Linked DNA regions of Mus musculus: region 2 is linked to region 1. The links are chromatin loops, found by intact Hi-C in ENCODE. Cell type or tissue: heart. All regions are shown on one strand. Links, peaks and the distances in the headings refer to the core of each region. The heading gives the core; the rest is flanking DNA.

What was found. A loop is a pair of places that touch in the nucleus more often than their neighbours do. Peaks named below come from ENCODE experiments on the same cell type or tissue, not always from the same donor. Only the 100,000 strongest peaks of a DNase experiment are listed, where the experiment ranks them.
Region 2: a loop joins it to region 1, with 2.0 times the contacts of the local background. A loop is called at or near these places in 1 of 42 quality-filtered maps.

What each region holds. Positions count from the first base shown.
Region 1 is chr5:151,188,297-151,192,487 of GRCm38, forward strand. Stard13 (StAR-related lipid transfer (START) domain containing 13) reads right to left here and starts at 1,897. Exons shown (of 14, transcript NM_146258.2): 1 at 1,630-1,897. The coding sequence starts at 1,798. In heart, for the core only: no CTCF peak of the experiment used is centred there; DNase peaks (open chromatin) are centred at 1,995 and 2,635; H3K4me3 peaks cover 1,346 bases; H3K27ac peaks cover 775 bases.
Region 2 is chr5:151,108,898-151,113,088 of GRCm38, forward strand. The region is part of intron 1 of Stard13 (StAR-related lipid transfer (START) domain containing 13); the gene reads right to left. Among named protein-coding and RNA genes, the nearest start is that of Stard13, 79 kb to the right of the region's middle. In heart, for the core only: no CTCF peak of the experiment used is centred there; a DNase peak (open chromatin) is centred at 1,784.

The DNA.
Region 1 (4,191 bases), core at 776-3,275:
ACCCATCATGAGTTCTGGATCACTAGAGGTAGGATTCTTTCCTGTTTCCTACCTGTAGCTTTTAATGTTTAGGAATTCATTGGCTCCAATCATTCCATTACCCCATTAAAAACAAAACAAACAACCAAAAAAAACAAAAACAAAAACAAACAAACAAACAAAAAAAAAAACCAAGGAACCTCCTCACATTTTCTAAGTATGAAAAAAATAAAACACAGAAATACGGTGTCCATATATAAGAATGACCCACTTTCACCAAGAATGGTAATTCACCCAAAACAACCATTATCCCAAAGGAACATGTCAATGACTAACAATACATATAAAGAAGATTGGAAACTTCCAGTGTCCATAGGATTATATACCTAATGCCCAATACACTCCCATTGTAAGTAGTTTCTCAATAGAAGATGGAGCTGGTTCTTATTCTCAACTGAATGTATTTTTAAATCGAGCCACAGGGAATACTTTTGTTTCCATTCAAGTGAGACTTGCACACAGAGTTCATGGAGTGACTTAATATCCTTCCTGCAATCATACTGGTATGCCGCGCCAGTATCCTTCACACATAGCCAGTTCCTGAACCTTCGCAAACAAATGCCCATTTCCAAGGAAACAATCTCATTAAATGTCGCTGCTAGAATGTGTATTGTTCCTTTTGGAGACATTACAGTGAGATCTTTTAAGATTACAGACTTTAACTTCCCCTCTAAAATTCAATATAATCTCAAATTCATTTATCTAACTGGGAACGGTATTTTCATAATAGCTCTTGAAAATTCCTGGTAGGGCCAATGTAATAGTTTAGTTAGGTTTGTAGTTAAGAGCTAGGTGACTATTTACTGACTGTGGATGGATGTGTCTGTCTCTTAAATGGGTATCTTCAAATTTGTACCACACAGGGCATGTCATAAGCTTTAAGCCTTAAAAAAAAAATCCATGAGTTTTATTAATGTTTGAGGTACAAGAGTTTTTAATGTTTTCCCTTGAGAATAGAAAAGGATCACTTAGCAGCCTGTAATCAGTACTGTCAACCTGCCTTAGGAAACCAGTGCTCCTAAGTGTGTGTAGTCATAGGCTCTGTTTTGAGGTGAAGAGTCACATTTATCCTTTAGCAAGAAAACGGTGTCAACAAATCAGTGGTGACTATGCACACAAGCACACTGACAGGAAGAGACTGTAATTCAAGTTGTCAGTCCAATGGCCTTAAGCTTAGATTCTTACTGTTTTCCTTCAATGAAGATGTACTATAAACGCTGGGCCATTAGTCGCCAGCTCTCTCACTAATTAAACAAACAAGTGTCCACTTTTAAATATGACCACAGTATGAGTTTACCTGCAGAAAAGCTCCCCAAGACACACACTGAGTAAACCTTTCTCATTTGCTCTGTTGACACACAGAGGATTAGGAATTCATGATTCACGTTCTACTGGGGATATTTTCGTTAGTTATGAGGCGCTCGGTGCTGTGACAGACTGCTTAGAACCGAAGTCTAAAGTTATCTGAAAGAGTTCCACGCAGCGTGGCATAAGAATCCGTGCGGTGTACAGCGCAAACAATAACTTTGTAAGCAGCACAAGACAGAGCCAACAGAAATAAGCGGCACCTTGGCAGTGCCCGCAACTCACCTTGCTGGATTTTAGTCACTAGGTGATGGCGTGCTAGGATCCGGCTCATCCTGTAGGGAGAGCGTCTGGCAGTCTGATCAAATCGCAAGTACATCTCCTGGCTCTCAGGTGTCAAGGGGTTTAGATAGTAGCAGCCTGCAGCCGGCGTCCTGGGCACCTGGCTGAACATCTCGGGAGAGTTTCCACTGCCACCTCAGCTGCCGGTGGCTCTTCGCAGCTGTCTCCAGCCTCAGTCAATGGAGCCCCAGGAGAGAGCCACAGACCCAGCGATTTTTAAAAAAGAAAAAGGAGTGCCAAAAGCCACAAGTCAGAATTCCAACCCTTCGGGGCTCTCATGTGACCTCGTGAGCCAATCATAGGACAAGGAGAAAGTATTGGGCGTGTCCCGGCCGAACGCGACCGCGAGGCTGTACCAGCAGCTGAGGAGTTCCTTCAAGCTGCGCTTAAAGCTGATAGAGAATTGGAAGCGCCTGGGGCTGACTAAGCCCCCCAACCCCAGAGCTGAAAGAGGAGAGGGACACAGAAGACAGGAGAGGTCGAACAAGCCCTGGCATAGGAACCTTTTGAGGTCATGAAAGTTAGAGAAAGAGTTTTTGGCTTTCCTAAAGCCAGCAGCAACTAGGTTTAATTTGAAAAAAAAAAAAAAAAAAGAAAGAAAAAAAGAAAAAAGAAAAGAAAAGAAAGAAAAAGATAGCTGTGCTACCTGCAGCTGTGTATTTGAAACACACCATTTCAAGTTAAGTATGGGCCGCTGGGTATAAAATACTAGCCTCATTACAACGGAATTAATTAGATAAAACGTTTCCAAAGAAAAACAAACTTTTGGATCATATTTTGACACTAAAGGTCAATAAAGACCCTGTGGACCAACATGGGATGGGGACATCAAAGGCTTTTACAGAAAAGACCCAAAGAGACAACCTGAACTCCCTGCCACGCTCCTTTAATTTGTCTACTTCCCCCAGTTTTTAAACACCACTAAACAACTGCAAAGCGCTAGTCATATTGAAGCCGCTGCCAGGAATCACTACACAGGATGCAGGTGGCCTTGCAAAGACCCAGTATAAGCTGCTGATCCATGGGAATATAGTGGAAACTTCTAGTAAGTGCTTATAAAGGCTTATAGTAAGTAGTCAGATGTGAAACGGTCTCAATTTAAGAAGAAAACAAGAGAGAAGTCTACCACAGGGCTAGCGGAACATTATTTCTGAGAGAAATAACCAGAGAGACTGGTTTTAAAAAACAGAACCAAAATACCCAAACCAAACAACAACAGAAACAAGAGTCTGGGAGTCCTGACAGGAGAAGCTGGGGAGAGCTCTTTCTGCAGGAGAGTTCTGTGTCCACATGCATACAGGGGAGAGCCAGAGTGTGCCGGGAAAGAAACTGCTAGTCAGTTTAACCATAGCTGAGGAACCATATGAGAGCAGTCAGAATTTCTCCTCTCCAGTTTTTTCCTCTTTAGAAGTGTTTGATGCAAACAACAACAACAACAACCACCACAAAAGGTAGAAGAAACTTTACTGAATTCTAAGCCTGGAGCTGAATGAATAGAGTTCACACACACACACACACACACACACACACACACACACACACAGAGGTTGGTCTTACTTTTGACTGACTTAAAATGAAACGACCTAGCTTATAACTAGACACTTTCAGCAGAAAGTTTAATTGGGAGGCAGAGAGAGGGTTCAGTGGCTAAGAACGCTGGCTACACTCCCACAGTACTTGGTTGGGTTCCCAGCACCCAAACAGCAGTTCATAAGTGCCTATGGTTCTAGTTCCAGGGACCAGACAACCTTCTCTGGTGTCTGTGGGTGGTACACACACATGCATTCAGGCACATAGGCATACACATAAAACAAAGAAATTCTTAAAAAAGTTTAACACGACTCCAGTTAAGATCTTGCTTCTCATTGCTTCACTCTGCTCATCAACAATTAGTGCCTTTCCCTGTGGAAATCTTTGCTGGCCTGATTTTTATAATTTTCTCTCGTCGTCACAGTGAACGAGCCTCATTTGATGACTATAAAAAAAGAGGCAAGATAGTTTTCAGGCATAAAGAGAGACAATGTTACAGGATCGGATCATGGGCTTTGTGTTCTTATTGGGATCTGAAGAGTTTGTTCTCCCATAGATTTGTAGAAGGTACGAGGCATGTATGTAAGGCTTGATAGGTCAAAAGCCTCTGACTGAACAGTGGAAAGGTTAAACTTTGTAACACAGTATCAGATGCCATTAGCCAAGCTGACAGAACCAGCATTGGCTACATTGGCACTGAGACCCTACTTTGGGCATGTAGGAAAAAGCTTGACAGCTCAACACCGATTGGGGGTGGTGGTGGTGGTGATTAAGTCAGATGTGAGAAGTTATCATCTTCTCACTATGGGGGAATGGAAGATGGGTGGAGGAAGAAAAGGAAAACGAGAAACTGTGTTTCAAGACCCTAAGTAAGGCAGGAAATAGTGTGTAGTCACTTTATAGCTATGAGTAACCCTTAAAGGCTGGACATCACAGCTGCCAAGATTGTAATTCATTGCTCTCTTGGCTACATTT
Region 2 (4,191 bases), core at 705-3,204, 79 kb before region 1:
CCTCCAGAAGGAAGATTCTGTTTGGAGTGGAAAGAAGCATGTGCTGTCCGATGAAGCAAACCCCTCAAGGGGACGGAAGTATAAGGCAGAGCGTGTCCCACTGACCCTCATTACCAACAGAGTCTTCAGAAGGGGATGAAACTCGCCATCCCTAAAGATGTAGCTTACGAATCATTCTTAAGTACCAACGGCCTATTAGCTTCTGTTGGAAAATTCCAGATCTTTTCTTACACACCCTTGAAGATTATAAACACAGGTTGAAAATGTTCCATGTGGCTGGGCATGTAGCTTGTTGGCAAAATCCTTGCCTATCACGTATGAAGCTCTGGCCAGATAGGCAAACCAAAGACAACACTTTCTACAGCTAAGTGTAGCCAAGATGAGGTTTTTAAGAGACCTCCACCTCCTGGGTACAAAGGCATAATGCAGGCCTTTAGCCGTCCATGAATTCTCTTGTTTTTAAATTTAATTTAACTTTGGTATTTTTGAAGCAGGGGCTTGCTGTGAAGCCCAGGCTGGCCTTGAATTCATTATGCAGCTCAAACTTGCAATCCTCCTGTCTCTGCTTCCAGAATGCATATGACCTCTTAAATGTTACAAAGCTCCTCTTCTTTGGCAAGTGTGGTTTCCATTTACATTCTAAGCTATATATTATTGTGTATTCCATAATGGCACTTCTTTCATAAAATGATCACAGCACCAGCCAGTTTAGAATATTCTAAATGAAGAATAAAAAGAACACACACTCTCTCAGGTTTACCACATTGTAGATTTTAAAAAATTCATCCCTGGCATGATGGCTTCTATTAGCGAAAGCCAGAGTCCACCTAACTATCGGTGGCTTTTGTCAGAACCTTCCCAAGAAGCCACTTCAGCTTTTCTCTTAGGGTGTACAAGGGGCTCCCTGTTTCCCGGCAGCTTCTGAGATGGCAGTTTGGGTCATCCTGGAACTGACATCACCAGTTGCTGACATTCCAATCCTGTTTTCTCCCCTATGGGGACACTTTTTTCAGACCTGTAGCTCACCCCTTACTACCCACACCTGACTCGTGGGCCACTGAGTCACTTCCTGTCTTTCAGACTTGCTGCTAAACTTCTCTTTGTAAGAACAACATTAAATACAAGTTTAATGAATATTGCAACAGAAACAGAATGGCCTTTCAACAACTGTAGGCTAATAAACACAGAGCCCACTGTGGGTTCCTGGAATCTTTTGAGGTTAGGATATGAGAGGGAATTCACCAAAGACTTATCGGTGACTTGGCCAGTGATTTCCACCTGCCAGTGATTCCCAGATGTGCCAGAGACCTCAGAGGTTGCTTGTGGAGGTGGCAAGCGCTTAGTGTATCCAGATGTAAAGACTTTCCCGCCTCCAGGGTGAGTGGAAGACACATTTGTAGTCGTTAGAGATAACAAGCACATTAAGCACAGAAAACTCTGCCTCATTGGATGTTTGAATCCCCAGTGGCCACCCTATGTCTGGAAAACTGTAGAGGTATAGCCAGCATTATATAGAATACACACTTAAAAATAAAAAATGAGTAGTTAGTTAGTTCTGGAGAAAATTCCTGGGTACTATTTTTACACACACACACACACACACACACACACACACACACACACACACACACCCTCACTCTAAAAATTACTCAAAAACTCTTTTGTCTCTTGTGTTCATTTCTGTTTCCATGGAAGCCACCCAACTTTCAGCAGGCACCACACCAAGCTAGATTGTGTAACGGCTGCTTTTGAAAAGGATTCAATTTTTCCCCTTTAAACGACTATTTCAGTTGACCTAAGAGGTTTCTTTTAGCGCTGTTTAGTTTTAGAGAATTAAGTGCATTTAAAAGGCAACTGGGGGTTTTCAAGACTTGAAGGGCAAATCCCCTAAGGGGCTCCCAGCCAGGTGGCTCTGTGTTCCTGACCCCAGTCTACCCACGAGGAAAGCTCTTGTGCCTGTCCGACCATCAGTCCATGAAAATGACAACTACGAGGGGCTTTCCCTTGATAAAACTCCTGCAAAAGCCTCTGTATGCCTGCATTTATTTTCAGTCTAAATTCAAGTTCTAGGCTGAAGATTCACAGCACTACTTGATATTTCTTTTTAAATTATTCCTTTTTATTGGGACAGGCAGAGTCTGTCAGGTATGAGGCAAAGATTCTCAGGTCTTGTATTCCTGCTTCTCTTATGGCATTTAAACAGGTTCTATTTCTTCGAATTTTCTTTTCTAAAAAATTTAACTGTCATGGGCAAGGAGCTTGATGTAGCACAAAACCATAAGGAAGAGTCACATACCACATTAATAGCAGGTACAGAGTACCTAAGCAGGAGGTTCCAGAGTAAGCTCATCTTTAAAAATACTGGTACTTGGCCAGGCAGTAGTTGTGCACGCCTTTAGTCTCAGCACTGGGGAGGTAGAAGCAGGAGGACCTCTGTGAATTCTAGGCTAGCCTGGTCTACAGAGTGAGTTTTAAGCGATTAGGGCTACATAGTAAGACCTTGTATCTCACAAACAAACAAACAAACAAACAAACAAATTTGCGTTCTAGCTATTTCTCAAGGCAAAAATAAATGAAATAGAAATAAAAAGTGTTACTTATTTTAGGTAAATACTTAAGGCAATATCAGGTACTAAATATTTAGGCATTGTTTAGATGCTTTTAAAGTCAGAACCTCTGCCGTCCTTCTGGAGTTGAACCCTCCTGGTTTCAGGATGCTGGCTGCTCTGCTCACCCTGGTTTGGCCTATGCTCGGTGCCCTGGGGTTTGGCAAGTGAGAAGTAGGCAAGTGACAAACCTGACTGAAACCAGCCTTTTAATGTTATTGTAAAAATGGCAGACCGCACCTGACCCTAGATTTTTTTTTTTTCTTTTTTGTTATTTTAGAATCTGGCTTCCCAGTGCTCCTTAGGATGAAAACAAGCTTCCTGTTGTGTAAGCTATACTGTGATATGTGAAGCTAAGGAATTCCTCTTTGGCTAAAGTTCTATCCTGGGCAGTGAGTCCCAGCTTGGGATTTTTTTTTTTTAATAACCAGAATGCGGTTTGCATAAAATGTATTACAAAGATGAACTATGAAAGCCAAAAGGCCAATGTTTTTAAGCATGCAGCTCTTGGCCACCGTGATGGACTAGCGGTGAAGGACGTGGGTCTGGGATGGTCCTGCTATGCTTGATATAACCATGCAGAAAGAAGTGTTTAATCAAAGCAAAAGCAGAAGCAAAACCTTCAGTTTCATTCCGATGCTCTGCATTACGCAAATTTCAAATAAAAAAAAAAAAAAGCTTTGGAAATTTGTAAACAATTTGCAAGGTATATTTGATCACATCATGAATTGCTCCTAAAGCAAAAATAGGTCAGAAATTATATCCACCTTTTCATCTTTTTAAGTGTTCGTTTCTTGGGAAAGCTTTGGTGATACAGCTGCTAAAGGTCACAAGAAGAGTGACTTTAAGATGATTTAAATCTACTTTTTAAAAATGATTTTATTGCTCGCAGTCTATAGTTTATAAGGTCAGAAGATGAAGGGGAACAAGACCTTCTAGAGTGCAGGGCTTTGATAAGGCAGGTTATTATTTCAGGGGTGAGTTGAGAGGGGTCTAATGAAGTGACTCCAAAGAGCAGCTTGCCAGCTGTGTGACTGTCTGCAAAACCTGACCCTTCCCAACATCGAGCCTTACCGGGAAGAGGAAGGCGCTCCGAAAGTCTTTGCAGAGGGCTGAGAATCTTGTGATTTGGGAAATGAAACTCTGATGTAGTACATATAATCAGAGACACCCATGCCACTGGGATAATGTCACAGACTCCAGAGAAGATAAGCCTTGTCCTTCTGTCATGGCTGCCTGAGGGTAGACAATGGCCACACCTACGCCAACTAGATGAAGGAAAACCCCCCGAGAGTGCCAGGGAATAGCATGGAATGCTGAGGTTTATCTGACTCTTGCATTGCTCGGAAAGCTTTGTTGATGAGCCTTGATCCCAGCGGTTGACATGACTTCATAGTGTGGTCTCTGACATAGCAGGCTAAGAATCTCCACAAAACCGCAGGCTCAGCTGCTGCCTCTTGGTCCCTAGGGCCAGCTCCGATGCATTCTTTCTCAATTTGGGGATGAAGTGTAACATTTCTAATTGCTCCCTGTTTTGTGATCCAGTTCTAACAGAAGCAAGCATAAAGGCATGATGCCGGAACGT